2 separate regions of the Homo sapiens genome follow, and region 1 is linked to region 2. A link is a loop called in an ENCODE intact Hi-C map of the cell type or tissue named here. Cell type or tissue: mammary epithelial cell. All regions are shown on one strand. Each heading gives the region's core, and the rest is flanking DNA. Links, peaks and the distances in the headings are about the cores only.

Region 1 (4,394 bases), core at 153-4,152, 52 kb after region 2:
TTGCTTCTACAAATATGAATTCTAAACTCATGTATTTTTTTCTAAGATGAATATACAAAGAGAACATATAGACCCCTTGGTCTTTATAGGAGCTGTATTTTGGAAAGATTGCATATTAATTAATTCACTTTGAATGTCTTAGAGATATTTACCGTTTACAGAGGCTCTGTACTAAAACATTTTGAAATGTGTTGCAAAATAATCAGCTTTCAACATATATATTATTTAAGCACTCTACCATTGCTCCATCTCCTTTCCTTTCACACTGGTTAAACATACCAAAATCTAACCTGAAACATGCATGCTGGGACAGTGTAAGTCAGAGTAACTCAGGGAGTACACTTGATGATTCATATGATACTTATCTCAGGGTTATGGATGTAGGAAATCTTGTCCCGGTTTATGTCCAAAATTTGAGCAAGAAATTTAAAATTTCATTCAAGCAGAAATGCTCTACTTAAGAAAAAATCCTTTTCTTTAAACATTTATTTATCCTGTCTTTAACCCTCCAGTTTTTAGTTCACAAAACTGTACTTTCTCTTCATGGTAAATTTAGATAAATAAATTTAGAGTTTAATCTTGAACTATTAAATACAAGGAAAAATAGCCTAAGAACAAGTTATTGTGCCAACACATGCTACCAAATACCTTCTACAGACTCATGATAGATTTTTTTTTAAGAGTTACCAAATTTTTGTAAACTCACGCAGTTTCTGAATGTCAGTTCCAGAAAAATGATTTTTATGTCACATATCTAGAAGGCCAAATTGTCAGGTGATACGAATCTCACAAAAATCCAATATGCCAGAATCCTTACTGTTTTACTAAACACAAGAACCTGGCATCTAATGAAGTGTTCTCAGAGGTTTAAAATAGTTTGGATTGCCAAGCCAGACACTGAACCTCAGATAAGCTTTTTCCAAAAATCCTCATTCCTCTGGTCATTAAAAAAAAATCAATAAATGTATTCTAACTAAAGTTTAAAAAGCTTCTGAGAAGTGACCTCTGCCAAAGTGTTTTGGGAACATTCCAACTGTGCAGGGGGCAGAATGTGGGATTAAAAAGCAGAAAGAAGGAAATAAAGAAATGCTTCTGCACAAGTGAAAAAAAAATCTGGCTGGAGGTCTGAAAGGGATTAACTTACATATCAAATATCAGATTTCCATTGCATTGCCATTCTGCTTTCTCCTTTTTTCTCTGCCCCCTTCCCACATTGCCTGTAGTGCATCGCATGAAGCTTTATTTCTCACTTTGTCTAAGATTTCAAGCAGAAAATCTTCAGTACTGAGGTCTTAAAAATGTGCTTCATGTTCCACAGTAATAGTCCCTTATCTGAGACTCCAACATCTGGAAATCAAACCAATGTAACTTACAAGCCTGAATCAGAAAACATGTTTGTGAAAAAAAAAGGCACACTGCACTAAAATTCAACTCAACTTCATGGAGAGGCCCTCAATCAAGACCTACTTATTCTTTCTTTCCTATACAGAGTTCTAACAAAGAGAAATCAGAAGAAGCAAAAGCAGAGTATTGACAAACTGACATCCAGAAGAAATACCTAAAGCTCTGAGGAAAACAGAAAGAACTTTGGAAATAGTTATACTATTCAAATGCAAACATCTGCAGTGGACACTTGAATAGGAGGGATATTTGCCCCAACTTTTCAGAAATTTTTTTCTACCCAAAGAATTCACCCCACACCCACCCAAACAAGATCCTAGATAACTGAAGTTTTACTCATACATGATTCAAGCTAGTCATAATAAGGTTAGGTAATACTGGCATTACAGAGAAGCAAAAGTTAACCCCCTTGATGAAGTTCAAAGGATTCGTGTATGTGTGGGTATTTTACTCTGCCTTTTGAGGACATTACTTTTAAGTATTTATATTTTATGTCTATATGTTATAGACATAAAAAGAAGAGTATATAAATCTACATTTTAAGTTATTTAGATATTGCATGACTATTGGGGGAAAATTCATATCATCCTTTCAAATAAGGTTCATTAAAATGTTTTTAACCTGTTGGCTTTTTGTAGGAAAAAGTTAATGCATCCACAGACCTTTTTAAAAATAATGGATGTTGCATACAGCTAGCAACACAACTCTTTAAAAAGTAAAAAAGTCTATTAAAGTGAAACAATATTTTTCAGAATAACAAAAGTCAAAGAACAGCAAACTATGAAAATGATTTATCTGAATTAAAGTATTGCATTATTTTTAAATTTAATTGATGCTGATTTTAATTTCCATTGTTATTAAATGTAATCAATTCGTTTTGAAGTATGCATTCAAGAGATATAAAGGAAATGCTAATAACAAAAATTTTAACATTTTAACATTTTTTCTACTTTCCCCCTTAACAATGAAAGTTAAATTCTCAAATTCATATGGGATAAATATGCAAACATAATTTTATGTATACCTATAAATGAAAAATTGTTATGTCTCTTATTTCTCTAGGATACTATTTCAAATTATATGCTTATTACAATTTTAAGAATAGCATGCTGTGGTTATTACAATAAAAAATCAAGAGCAAAGATGAACTAGATATTTTAGAAAAAGCGACAGAGTTAGAGGAGCCAAGATGGCCGAATAGGAACAGCTCCGGTCTACAGCTCCCAGCCTGAGCGACGAAGACGGGTGATTTCTGCATTTCCATCTGAGGTACCGGGTTCATCTCACTAGGGAGTGCCAGACAGTGGGCGCAGGTCAGTGAGTGTGCGCACCCTGCACGAGCCGAAGCAGGGCGAGGCATTGCCTCACTCGGGAAGCACAAGGGGTCAGGGAGTTCCCTTTCCTAATCAAAGAAAGGGGTGACCGACCGCACCTGGAGAATCGGGTCACTCCCACCCGAATACTGCGCTTTTCCGACGGGCTTAAAAAAGGGCGCACCACGAGATTATATCCCGCACCTGGCTCGGAGGGTCCTGCCCCACGGAGTCTCGCTGATTGCTAGCACAGCAGTCTGAGATCAAACTGCAAGGCGGCAGCGAGACTGGGGGAGGGGCGCCCGCCATTGCCCAGGCTTGCTTAGGTAAACAAAGCAGCCGGGAAGCTCGAACTGGGTGGAGCCCACCACAGCTCAAGGAGGCCTGCCTGCCTCTGTAGGCTCCACCTCTGGGGGCAGGGCACAGACAAACAAAAAGACAGCAGTAACCTCTGCAGACTTAAACGTCCTTGTCTGACAGCTTTGAAGAGAGCAGTGGTTCTCCCAGCACGCAGCTGGAGATCTGAGAACGGGCAGACTGCCTCCTCAAGTGGATCGCTGACCCCTGACCCCCGAGCAGCCTAACTGGTAGGCACCATGAGCAGGGGCACACTGACACCTCACACTGCAGGGTACTCCAACAGACCTGCAGCTGAGGGTCCTGTCTGTTAGAAGGAAAACTAACAAACAGAAAGGACATCCACACCAAAAACCCATCTGTACATCACCATCATCAAAGACCAAAAGTAGATAAAACCACAAAGATGGGGAAAAAACAGAACAGAAAAACTGGAAACTCTAAAAAGCAGAGCGCCTCTGCTCCTCCAAAGGAACGCAGTTCCTCACCAGCAACGGAACAAAGCTGGACGGAGAATGACTTTGACGAGCTGAGAGAAGAAGGCTTCAGACGATCAAATTACTCTGAGCTACGGGAGGACATTCAAACCAAAGGAAAAGAAGTTGAAAACTTTCAAAAAAATTTAGAAGAATGTATAACTAGAATAACCAATACAGAGAAGTGCTTAAAGGAGCTGATGGAGCTGAAAACCAAGGCTCGAGAACTACGTGAAGAATGCAGAAGCCTCAGGAGCCGATACCATCAACTGGAGAAAGGGTATCAGCGATGGAAGATGAAATGAATGAAATGAAGCAAGAACGGAAGTTTAGAGAAAAAAGAATAAAAAGAAAAGAGCAAAGCCTCCAAGAAATATGGGACTATGTGAAAAGACCAAATCTACATCTGCTTGGTGTACCTGAAAGTGATGGGGAGAATGGAACCAAGTTGGAAAACACTCTGCAGGATATTATCCAGGAGAATTTCCCCAATCTAGCAAGGCAGGCCAACATTCAGATTCAGGAAATACAGAGAACGCCACAAAGATACTCCTCGAGAAGAGCAACTCCAAGACACATAATTGTCCAATTCACCAAAGTTGAAATGAAGGAAAAAATGTTAAGGGTAGCCAGAGAGAAAGGTCGGGTTACCCTCAAAGGGAAGCCCATCAGACTAACAGCAGATCTCTTGGCAGAAACCCTACAAGCCAGAAGAGAGTGGGGGCCAATATTCAACATTCTTAAAGAAAAGAATTTTCAACCCAGAATTTCATATCCAGCCAAACTAAGCTTCATAAGTGAAGGAGAAATAAAATACTTTACAGACAAGCAACTGCTGAGAGATTTT
Region 2 (4,394 bases), core at 271-4,270:
GCAGAGCGCCTGGAGATCCGGACATACAGCTTGAAACGAGAATTAGGGCCTGCCACTAGTGTGGGCCTGGGCCAGCCATCCCAGTCAGAGACCCCCGCCAGGTCTGATACCAAGGAGGAAGAACCTCCACTGCAGGCTCACCCAGTGGTCCGTCAGAAAATAGAGCAGGAACAGCCACTGGGGCCCCAGGGCGTGGGGGTTCAGGGACCTCCTACTGTGGTGGAGCACATGTCATACAGTGCCTATACCCCAACTGACTTGCATAAATTAGGTAAACAGTGTCAGCAGTGCATGGGGGAACCCCTATCTACCTGGATGCTTTGCCTTTTGGATGAGGGAGCTGATGGTATTGTCTGCTCTGCCTCTGAAATGGAAAAGTTGGCCTCCATTATGACCCATCCCTCCAACAGCGATTGCAGGTGAGCAGGCGGTTAACACAGGGGCGAGGCGACCACACCCTGACTGAATGGCTGATGGCTGTCATAGAATGGTATGGAACAATGCCAGAGAAATACCAAAAACTGTGAGTAAATGGCATTCATATGCAGAGCTGGTGCAGGTAATTCAGGAAATGGGTATGTGGCAAGTTTTGTTTGATTTAAATACCTGAGGGCCATATGTTGAATGCTTTCCCTCCCACATGAGGGAACTTGTGTTGAGCTCTGCACCCCTGAGTGCTTTCGGCTCTCTGGCCACTGTCCTTACTCTGTACATGGGGCACTGCATACATGAGATGACTACTGCCATGGTGGCCCTCAGAGAAGCAGAGGGCCATTGGCAGGACCAGGGACTTTGTGCCATAAAAAAGGGGAAGGTACCCCTTCCACAGGGGCCACCTCGTGGGACAAAAAACCGCCCCAGTGGGTGACCTGCACACAGATGGGAATTGACTTGATTTGGGCTGGGGTTGACCGAGATAAAACTGATAGGCAACCCAGTGAAGTGCTGTTAACTTTGTGGAGGCAATTGTCCCCAGAGCAGCAATTCCAGAAAATGCCCAAGACGGGGCAGGATGATGTTGCTCGACCCAGTTCCACCAGGATGCTCCAGCTCAAAGACTACTTGAAGGTGGGTGGAGGTAAAGAGCCTTTTGTGTTTGATTAGGGAACTGGCCAAGGTGCCTGGCTTGGGGGGAAACCAGATGACCAGAGGCCATATGTGGAACTGGCAATCCACTCTCCCCAGTGTTGGCATTGGTAAATGCTGGTGCAGAGTGTAGCCTCGTCTATGGGAACCTAGATAAGTTTCCAGGCAAGGCTGCATACATAGACGGCTATGGAGGCCAGTCAGTGAAAGTGAAAAACATAACTGTACTGCTGACTCTGTAGGAGAGGGGCACCCCCCCATTCCCGATGGGGCATGGCATATGGATGGGTCCAGCCAGGGTGCGACTGCTTCCTGGACTGCTGTTGCGGTCCAGCCTAGTACTGACACCATATGATTTGTTATCAGGTGTGGACAAAGTAGTCAGTGGGCTGAACTCAGAGCAGTGTGGATGGTGATCACCAAGAAGGAGACACCTATGGCAATCTGCACCAATAGATGGGCAGTTTACCAGGGCCCAATCTTGTGGTTAACTACCTGGAAATTACCGAATTGGCTAGTTGGTCACCAACTCATTTGGAGCCACGCCATGTGGCAAGACTTATGGAAAATGAATTACATTTGCATGTTATTCTCCTGCCTTTGTGGGGCTGTAGTTCAAGGTTGGACCTGATGCTCCAAACCTTGAATGAACAGCCACAGAAAGGTGGCCCAGCCCCAGTGGGGCACTTCTACACTGGGCCACTGCCTCCATTCAGTTACAGATACAGACACCAAGGATGACCTCCTCTCACTAGATATGGGGACGAATGGTAATCTGCTGTTGCCTGCCTCAATGCACCTAAAGGCAGGATAACAAAAAACCTGGCTTTGGCCATGGACTCTCGAAGGCCCATTGCAGATGGTTGGCTACCATAGCCCCAGGGGGGAGGGCCTACTGTGTGATTTACATGTCACTCCTTGGGTATTTAATATATGGCCTCCGTGAATGACTGTTCATAGGGGAATGGCCAGGGAAGGAACCCTCCTCTGTGGGACATCTGTACCATCTGTGTGGCCTAATATGAGCTCCCCAGTAACTTTAGCACAGATAGAGGACCCAAAGGAACCATGGGGAGCACCACCCTGGGCAGAAGCCACTGGCAGCTACCAGAAATGAATGGTTAGCCTGTATTTTGCCTGAAGGGCATGATTCATCCTTGTTAGTACCTGTGCCTGCTTTGTCGTTTCGACCATAGATTGACATGCTGCAAAAGCATTGTGAAATGGGCCCACACCTATGCTGAGGTGACTAATCTTTCCAACTGTAGGATCTGCACCACCCTTCCAGCAGCAGCTATGGACGGCTTGCCCTGCCACATACACTTAGCTTCTATGGAGAACTGGACATGGCTAGAGACTTGGGGTCCCATGGGCGATGCCTGGAATGTGAAATGGTAAACTTTGGATAGGGGGCATGGCAAAACCTATGACATGCTCAACCCCTGGCTGACCTGTAATGTCTATGATGAATGGGGCTGGTTAGCAGGGGAACACATAGTGCCCCCACCCCACAGGTACCACGATGTATACAGCAACAATGGGATGGTGTCAACATGGGGTATTTGCCCACCATAGCCTGCACAAATATAACATATATCACCACACCAAGGGTGTAGTGGAATAGGTGGCCTCATCAACGTCAAGCTCCAATGGACTTTGTGCCCCCTGGGAGTTTATGGGTCTGTGGAGACATGGAATGGCCATATGCACCAGTGAACTGGACTGGCCCTTGTACCTGGGGATGGCCTTTGTGCCTGCCACTGTGCTTCCCACATTGCCTAGATGCCCACACAACTGGGAGGTGCTACGTTCCCACTTTTTGCAAGTGCTGCAAGCCCCTTGGTGGCTCTACCCCTTAGCTTTGACCATCCCTGGAGCAGGTGTCATTACTGTAGAAACACAGGTTACAGCCCTTGCAGAGCACACAGCTTGGCCCCTGAATTACACCCAAGTCACCCTCCTCCTGTTAACCAATGAGGTTGATCAAACCAGAAAGATGAAAGATGGTGCTGCAAAACTGGATGGCCTTAGATATAGTAAGCTGCCCAAGGTGGCATCTGTGCCCTTATAGGGACACAATGTTGTACATTTATTCCAGAAAATCAACAAAACATAATAGCAGCCTTGCAAGAGATGGCACAGGAGGTTGAAGCAGTTGAGAGCCTTACTAATGACCCCCCACAGAGATGGTGGGCATCCCTGAGCTCTGGCCTACGTTGGGCCCTGATAATCATGGGGAGCGTAACAGGGATATTAGTAGTAGGTTGTTGCTTCTTGTATTACTGCTGTGGCCTATGGGTCCAGGGTGCCACCGTGTGGGCAAGTTTCCCCACTAAGAGGACCCCCTCAGCCTAGGGGGTGGAGTGTAAGGAAAATGGCTGTGCGGCAGTCAAGAGTAGGCCAAGGTAAACATCTGTTACAGCATGATGCAGCAGGATTAGAGCGCAGGTGCACAATCCCATGCATTATATAATCACAGTTATGCTACCATGTTATGAGTCGGCTCATCACCTGACTCTGAGCCACTGTTGTCTGTGAAGTGCATAAATGTATCACTGACACTGTGAGGGACAGCGTATAATAAAGCCATGTCCCACCTGCCTATGCCCCTTCACCCCCTGAGTGTTCTTTCAATTACCCACCACCTGTCCATCAACTCCCTTTGGACCCCAGCTCAGGTTAAAACCTGACAGTCACATTGTCCTATTTTTGTAGGTTTCCTTCTAAATTTCTCATTAACATTCACCCTTATTGGCCTCCTTCACTCACTCTTCATTTTCTACTTCTTTAAGTGGAGGTGTTCATCAAAAACTCACCTTTAAATGTTTTTACTCTGTGCTCCTTCCATGGCTTATGGCTACCATATACACACATTAAACCCATTTCTTCTTATCTCAGGTTAACCATGGCCCTGGTTCTAAATTCCAAAACAATGCATTTCCAACTAAATAAAGAACAACACAACCAGGACTTTCAGCAGGCTTTAAAAGTCTGAAACCTCTCACAATCATGACCCTCTCCTACTAATCCCAGCTCTTACACTCCCTGTGATTTCAGTCTATTAAAATGGCATTACTGGCCCTAATCCGTTGGCCTCCACCTAGTCCCTTTCCACTACTTATCTTCCATACTGCTCTCTGCCAGATCAAACTATGTTCATGGATTCTCCCTATACCTTCATCAAGGCTCAGATGACATCATGTTGATGTAGCATAAAGTCCAGATTATCTAACACAATGTTCAATAGCTCTGAAGTTAAACTCCTATACACTTTCCCATCTTGTCTTCTATTAATCCTATCCACACTG

Evidence for each region. Hi-C counts contacts between places; a loop is a spot of excess contacts. Peaks named below come from ENCODE experiments on the same cell type or tissue, not always from the same donor. Only the 100,000 strongest peaks of a DNase experiment are listed, where the experiment ranks them.
Region 1: it touches region 2 in a loop (13-fold over the local background); 1 of 110 quality-filtered maps calls a loop at or near these places.

The regions. Positions count from the first base shown.
Region 1 is chr4:61,371,434-61,375,827 of GRCh38, reverse strand. The region is part of intron 1 of ADGRL3 (adhesion G protein-coupled receptor L3); the gene reads right to left. Among named protein-coding and RNA genes, the nearest start is that of ADGRL3, 170 kb to the right of the region's middle. In mammary epithelial cell, for the core only: no CTCF peak of the experiment used is centred there; a DNase peak (open chromatin) is centred at 1,747; H3K27ac peaks cover 1,349 bases.
Region 2 is chr4:61,423,398-61,427,791 of GRCh38, reverse strand. All of the region lies in intron 2 of ADGRL3 (adhesion G protein-coupled receptor L3), which reads right to left. Among named protein-coding and RNA genes, the nearest start is that of ADGRL3, 230 kb to the right of the region's middle. In mammary epithelial cell, for the core only: no CTCF peak of the experiment used is centred there; DNase peaks (open chromatin) are centred at 491 and 2,271; H3K27ac peaks cover 563 bases.